Regions from separate parts of the Homo sapiens genome. Here region 2 is linked to region 1. Evidence: chromatin contacts called from ENCODE Hi-C or POLR2A ChIA-PET data. All regions are on one chromosome and are shown on one strand. The core of a region is the stretch at or near the end of the contact, and the rest is flanking DNA. Distances in the headings are between cores, read along the strand shown. Region 1 overlaps PASK (PAS domain containing serine/threonine kinase). Region 2 overlaps SEPTIN2 (septin 2).

Evidence for each region. A loop is a pair of places that touch in the nucleus more often than their neighbours do. ChIA-PET counts read pairs that join two places held with the same protein, here RNA polymerase II (POLR2A). Pooled maps may share reads with other maps.
Region 2: a map with no recorded cell type shows a loop between it and region 1 (7-fold over the local background). The contact joins two enhancer-like sites. A Hi-C loop is called at or near these places in 1 of 37 single-sample maps with no recorded cell type and 2 of 50 pooled maps. POLR2A ChIA-PET finds 5 or more read pairs at or near these places in 2 of 52 experiments (WTC11 and activated T-cell).

Annotation. Positions count from the first base shown.
Region 1 is chr2:241,126,566-241,129,085 of GRCh38, reverse strand. PASK (PAS domain containing serine/threonine kinase) reads left to right here. Exons shown (of 18, transcript NM_015148.4): 10 at 1,635-2,520. Among named protein-coding and RNA genes, the nearest start is that of PASK, 22 kb to the left of the region's middle. RefSeq lists a silencer at 915-964 and enhancers at 1,105-1,414, 1,628-1,797, 2,261-2,430. Within about 2 kb of position 1,270, at least 7 of the 41 ENCODE cell types and tissues checked have a DNase peak (open chromatin) inside an H3K27ac peak, as active enhancers do.
Region 2 is chr2:241,334,182-241,339,019 of GRCh38, reverse strand. It overlaps SEPTIN2 (septin 2), which reads right to left. Exons shown (of 13, transcript NM_004404.5): 4 at 3,808-3,894; 5 at 2,922-3,045; 6 at 1,504-1,638; 7 at 1,230-1,347. Among named protein-coding and RNA genes, the nearest start is that of FARP2, 20 kb to the left of the region's middle. Within about 2 kb of position 2,624, at least 2 of the 41 ENCODE cell types and tissues checked have a DNase peak (open chromatin) inside an H3K27ac peak, as active enhancers do.

The DNA.
Region 1 (2,520 bases), core at 21-2,520:
ATGGATGGAGAGCGGGAGAGGGAGGTACAGGGGAGAGAGAGATGGGAGACATGGAGGGAGAGAGGCGGGAGACATGGAGGGAGAGAGGCAGGCAGACGCAGACCCTCAGCCTCCCCCTCAGTTCCCCTCAGAAAACTGCTTTTCCTCAGAACTTGGCTCACAATCCCTTTCTCTGTGGAACCCACCCTTGGGTTGTATCCTTCCTCTTCCGTCTTTTTTTTTTTGAGATGGTCTTGGCCATTGCCCAGGCTGGAGTGCAGTGGTGCGATCACAGCTCACTGCAGCCTAGACTCCTGTGCTCAAGCGAGGTTCCCGCTTCAGCCTCCCAAGTAGCTGAGACTACAGGTGTGTGTCACCACGCTGGCTAATTTTTAAATGTTTTGTAGAGACGAGGTCTCACTATGTTGCCCAGGCTGGTCTCGAACTCCTGGGCTCAGCCTCCCACAGTGCTGGGATTACAGGTGTGGGCCACTGTGCCCGATCCTGTCCTCTTTCTGAGCCTCTGGTATACCTTTATTAGGTTGCTGATGTTAACCTGTGTGTCTGTCCCCGAGTGAGGTGGTGCGGTCACATTCTGTGCATCTGGTGCCCAGTGTCAGTCTGTCATGTGGAGGCCAGTGGCTGGGCTGACAGGAGGCCTGGGTCCCTTGGCTCTGTGATCATCCTGTCTGGACTGTGGCAGCCTCCTCATGGGTCACCATGTGCTGAATGCTGGAGGACATTGTGTGCCACCTCTTAGGAGCCGCCCTCACCAGCCTCCTCTCTCTTTTTCGGCCCGTGTCCCCTTCTTTTTTTGTTTGTGTTTGAGACGGAGTCTCACTCTGTCACCCATCTCACCAGTGAGCTGGTACAATCTCAGCTCACTGCAACCTCTGCCTCCCAGGCTCAAACCATTCTCCTGCCTCAGCCTCCAAGTAGCTGGGATTATAGGTGCCTGCCACCTCACCGGGCTAATTTTTGTATTTTTAGTAGAGACAGGACTTTGCCATGTTGGCCAGTCTGGTCTCGAACCTCCTGACCTCAAGTGATCTGCCCACCTCGGCCTCCCAAAGTGCTGGGATTACAGGCGTGAGCCACCACGCCCGGCCCCCTGGCCCCTGGCCCCTTCTGTGTGGGCCCCATCTGAGAGCCATTTCCCAAATCTGAGAGCCATTTCCCTAGTCGGCTGTGAAATCGGATGGTGTTTGTAGTCAATCAGTTGTTTTTTTACTGTTGTGGAGTTTACCAGGGACTCTCCAATCTCTCTCTCGTTTCCTCTCACACCTCCTCAAGGCAGCAGCACGGACTTCCCCTTGCAGGTGGGGCCGAGGCTAGGCTGCACGGCTGACGGGGGGTTTGGGGGCCCTGAGATGAAGCGAGAGCGCTGACCAAAGCATTGGCAAGTTCTCCTGTACTTTACTGTTGGGCTTTTGGTAGCATTCTCTGCAAAATCATTTCTAAATGTGGACTTAATTTGGAGAAATTTGAGACTAAGTGCTTTATTTTTTAACTTGGTCACAAAATTTGGTCTTTTTCTTGTTATAAATTGGTGGCATTAAATGCTTTGTACTTAGTTCTAATGGAGAATCGGTGCAATCTCTCCTTTTGACTCATCTGTGGCCCTACATGATGGTCACCCATGTCATTATCCCCAGGGTGGACAATGTCCCAGAAGGAAGCCTGCCAGTGCACGGTGAACAGGCGCTGCCCAAGGACCAGCAAATCACTGCCTTGGGGAGAGAGGAACCTGTGGCAATAGAGAGCCCCGGACAGGATCTTCTGGGAGAAAGCAGGTCTGAACCAGTGGATGTGAAGCCATTTGCTTCCTGCGAAGATTCTGAAGCTCCAGTCCCAGCTGAGGATGGGGGCAGTGATGCTGGCATGTGTGGCCTGTGTCAGAAGGCCCAGCTAGAGCGGATGGGAGTCAGTGGTCCCAGCGGTTCAGACCTTTGGGCTGGGGCTGCCGTGGCCAAGCCCCAGGCCAAGGGTCAGCTGGCGGGGGGCAGCCTCCTGATGCACTGCCCTTGCTATGGGAGTGAATGGGGCTTGTGGTGGCGAAGCCAGGACTTGGCCCCCAGCCCCTCTGGGATGGCAGGCCTCTCGTTTGGGACACCTACTCTAGATGAGCCGTGGCTGGGAGTGGAAAACGACCGAGAAGAGCTGCAGACCTGCTTGATTAAGGAGCAGCTGTCCCAGTTGAGCCTTGCAGGAGCCCTGGATGTCCCCCACGCCGAACTCGTTCCGACAGAGTGCCAGGCTGTCACCGCTCCTGTGTCGTCCTGCGATCTGGGAGGCAGAGACCTGTGCGGTGGCTGCACGGGCAGCTCCTCAGCCTGCTATGCCTTGGCCACGGACCTCCCTGGGGGCCTGGAAGCAGTGGAGGCCCAGGAGGTTGATGTGAATTCGTTTTCCTGGAACCTCAAGGAACTCTTTTTCAGTGACCAGACAGACCAAACGTCATCAAATTGTTCCTGTGCTACGTCTGAACTCAGAGAGACACCCTCTTCCTTGGCAGTGGGCTCCGATCCAGATGTAGGCAGT
Region 2 (4,838 bases), core at 1,375-3,874, 210 kb before region 1:
TGTATAAATATAATATTTATATATATTTATAAATATATTTATATATTATATTTATAATATATATTATATATATAATATATATAATAAATATATGTACAATTATATATATTATATATAATATATATAATATATATTATAGATATATTAAATATATATATTTTTATATATATTATATATTTATTATATATATTATATATAAATAATATAAATATAATATGTATTATATATAAATAATATAAATATAATATATATAAACAATATAAATATATTACATATAAATAATATAATATATATAATATATTATATAAATAATATAAATATAATATATATTACATATGTAATATAAATAATATAGATATAATATATATGTAATATATATTATATATATTTATTAATTATATATTATATATATAAAATATATATATATATTTTTTTAGAGACAGCGTATTGCTATGTTGCTGAGGTTGGCCTCCAACTTCTGGGCTCAAGTGATCCTCCTGCCTGAACCCCCTGCTGTATCCCCCTACCCTGCCCCAGCAACTGTGATTACACGCACAGATCGGTATGTTCATTTAGGGATTTGTATTTTTATGCACGTACCGGTATGTTCAGTTAGGGATTTGTATTTTTAGAGTTTAGCATATATAAACTATTTGGACTTTCTTAAGGAGCATATAATCAGAACAAAGTAAGCAATTTAAAAATATATAGCAGAGAATCAATAAAGAGGCTTTACAGACATACACGGAAGAGGCACTAAAACTGGGACACCACAGGAGCTGCTGGCGGGTGAGAGGCGCTTCGCTGGCTGACAACTGCTATGTTTCCAAACAGAACAGAGAACCAGTCTACTTAGATACATCCTTGTATGGGTCATTTGCAGTAAAGAATTTAGGTAAAATAACAAACTTCATGGAGAGATCACATTTCTATATTTGAGTCATTTAACTCCCATGGAAGGTACTTGTGTGTAACCAACTGCTACTCATCGAGGGCATTTTAAATATAAGGAGAATTTAAAGAATAGAAATTTGATACCTTCATGAAGGCAAAAATTAAAATTTGTAACCATCAGGTTCTCCTTGAAAACCACCACTAAAATGCAGGAAAAATTCTCCCGCCCTGCCTCCCGACACCTGAGCAGACTGAGCGTGGGAACACACTCCTTTCTTCATCCCCATGCCCCCGAGTCGCACCCAGAGGGAGGGCAGGACGCCAGCCTCACTCACCCTTTTCTTCAGCCGCTCCCGTTCCTTCAGGGTGAGAGTGTCAGCTTTTGCAATGACAGGCACAATATTCACCTTGTTGTGTATTGCCTTCATAAACGCCACATCTAAGGGCTTAAGTCTAAAATTAATTTTAGAATTGTCACTTATTTAAAAAAAATACATACAAAACTCTTCTCTCTCAAATTATCTTAATTCTTATATTAAAATACACAGTTTGGGTAAAACTTACAAACCCATGTAGTAAAGCATTTCTCCACGATAAACAATTACTTACCCATGTCCAAAAGGTGAAATAAAGTAAAAGCAACAATGCACCCTATTATCAATGATGTGCCGCCTGTTCAAGCCGCTCTCGTCATGCAGGTACCTCTCAAATTGCTCATCAATATAGGAGATAATTGTCTTAAAACTGAGAGAAACAGAAACATTAACAATAATCATAGGGTATAAAACAGGGGGTCCCTGACTTCAAAGGGAAAACAAGTGCCTCCGCCCAAATATACATAATTTAATAATTCATTTTCAAGATGAGAACAGAAGACTGACTTTTAGATTTGGCAAATGGAAGTTTTTGGAAACTATGCCAAGCATAACTGCCCCTAAGTGCTGAGAGTCAAAAGCCTGAATGGAATAGGTTATGATGCACCTGAGAGAGGGCCAGTGTAGACAGGGCTGCCAATTCGTTCTTTTTTTTTTTGAGACTGAGTCTTGCACTGTTGCCCAGGCTGGAGTGCAGTGGCGTGATCTCGGCTCACTGCAACCTCTGCTTCCAGGGTTCAAGCGATTCTCCTGCCTCAGCCTCCCAAGTAGCTGGGATTATAGGCACACGCCACCACGCCCGGCTAATTTTTGTATTTTTAGTAGAGACAGGGTTTCACCATGTTGGCCAGGCTGGTCTCGAACTCCTGACCTTGTGATCAGCCCACCTCAGCCTCCCAAAGTGCTGGGATTACAGGCATGAGCCATCGCACCCAGCCAGGGCTGCCAATTCTTTTCAGGAACGTGACTGTGAAAAGGGGCAGAGGAACAGGGTGGTAGAGAACATGGGTCAAGAACAGGTTTATCTGAGCTGGGAAACAGCATTTAACTGAGCTGGGAAACAGTACAGCACTTTCACATGTAAGAAGGGAGAAATTCCTAAATGTAGGAGAAAGATAACAGAACCTTCCCCTTTTCATCTAGTGGTGGAAACCTGATGCTTTATGTTGACAGGAATAGAACCAGGAGGGAGTTTGTACAACAAAAGTGGCATTCTTTGCACGGTACAGGTGACAGACTGCTCTATCTTCTACTTCTTCATTTCCTTATTTGTGAAAATGATGCCAATGAGCAGTCATTTACAGACACTACGACTCAACCCACTCTCTAACAGGTTTCACTTCCTTCCACATAGAAAGGATGTACTACAGTATCTCGGTCACCAACCACGGCTCAAATCCAGGTGTTTCATTTATACTAGCAGTCTATGGATGACTGGCTTTGCGATCTCAAATTACAGTAGAGTACCAGAAAAAAATTACTCTCTATAAAATTCCTTATTTAAAAAGTCAACATTTAACACGCTTTAAATTGTCTAGGTGTTTTATTATATACAGCAATCCCAAACTTAATAATCACTCATTAACACTATCTATAAATTTATGAAGTATATTAAGTAAACAAATGCAGATCCCTGGGCATGGGGGAGCATACCAATCTCTGCAGTTGATAGCGTCACCATAGCCAGGGGTATCTACCACTGTCAGGCGTAGCTTGACCCCTCGCTCTTCAATTTCAACAGTTGAAGCCTCAATCTGGACAGTTCTTTCAATTTTTTCTAGAAAAGAAACAAACTTAATAGGGAATATAAGCAGCATGTGAAGAGGAAAGCTCACGTTCTTACGACAGGTGACTTCAGAGTCTACTGCCTCTCTACAGAGGTAGGTTCTCCAAAGATACCATGGGGATTAAGAAAAAAAGATCCCAGAGAAGTCAGAAAGGGGAAGGTTAAAGCTAAGATTATTGTGCTACTGGGGAAGGTTAAAAACACAAATGTTAAAAATTATAATTTCTGTTCCTGGGAAAAAGAAAGCAATTTACGAATTCATTTAAAAACTGAATTCAAAAATATTCTGAAAGGGCTACATATTCTTGCAGCAGCCCAAGTCTTAGGCTCTCACTATGTGTGCCTATTTCATTCAACAGTCATTTGTGGATGCTGGTGTCCTGTGCTGGAACTTTCTGACAGTAGATGAATTCGAACATCTATCCTAGTAATCTTCTAGTTACACAGCATTTTTGATGTAAAACATTCTCACTTAATCCTTCCATCAAATATTTAATATAGGCAGAAACTACTTATTACATTTTACAGACAAACTCAAGAGAGGATGGATCCATGGATACGTGTCAAAGAAAGTCTACAACCCAAATCCAAGGACCTCGGTGCAGCACACCTACCCCATAAAAGTGTTTTCCTTGTGTTCAAAGCTGAACAAGAACAAACAAAACACACAGCTAAGACATAAAATATTAATTAGGCAGTCTTCAGCATCTTTCATGTAGAATTACACTTACAGTAACATAAGAATGTTTTTACCTGCTGCTCCAGGTATGACTCTTTCTGGGTACAGATCAGTTAGGAATAGGCTGTTTATGAGAGTCGATTTTCCTAGACCTGATTCACCTTTAAATAAAAAGAAAAACCTTGTCATGACCTTATTCATATGACACCATTCAATCGGTTAAGTGTTTACATAAGGCCTGGTACTGGGCTAAGTACCTCACAAACATCATTCTGTGTTTAGTACCTACAGTACTACTATGTTTGCAGTATGATCTTTGAGGGTACTCAAAGAAACTCTAATTTGCCCAAGGTCAGAGTACTATCCAGAGCAGGGCCAAGATTTGAATCCAGGTCTATGAGACTACAGAACTTGAACATCATATAATTAGAAACATAACTGTTCACAAATGTGAGGAATGTACTTTAGAGGTTGGTTTTTATTTTTGACAAATAGAATGCAAAGCAGGTTTTCAATTATCAGTTCTGCTAGTCACTAAACTCACCACATTTTCAGAAAACTGAACATATCTATCCCATAGTGTCAACAACCCTTGTGCTTCCCGAGCTGCAGAAACGTGTGAGCAGGACAGGGCCTGTGGTCTGGTGGGCTCACATGCACACCCTCACTCTGCAACCTCCCCCTTCTGCCACCTTGTCTTCTTCCTGCTTTAAATCCATCCCCGTTTCCCAGCACTGGCAACTGTCATATGTCGGGCAACTTTCCCGCTCACTTTGTTGAGTTCACACGACTAATTCAGGTGACACATATCCATGTAAGCTTTCAATGAGGTGAGAATCTCTCTTGAACTACTGTGACTACATATTCTGAATATTTGAAATTTAACTTCAAAAAAGATGCAAAATACCAAAAATTAAATTTTACATTTGAAGGAAGCACAAATCCCACTGCTTCATTGCAGATGATCATCTAGGTCTCAATTCTGCATGGAGAACTGCTTCTGATCTTGGTACTACTGGTGCTGGACTGTCCTCTGGGTACCCTAAACCACCCTCTGTTAAGTTCTGCAAAGCATGAGGAAGGAGTACACATCTCTTTTGAAAAA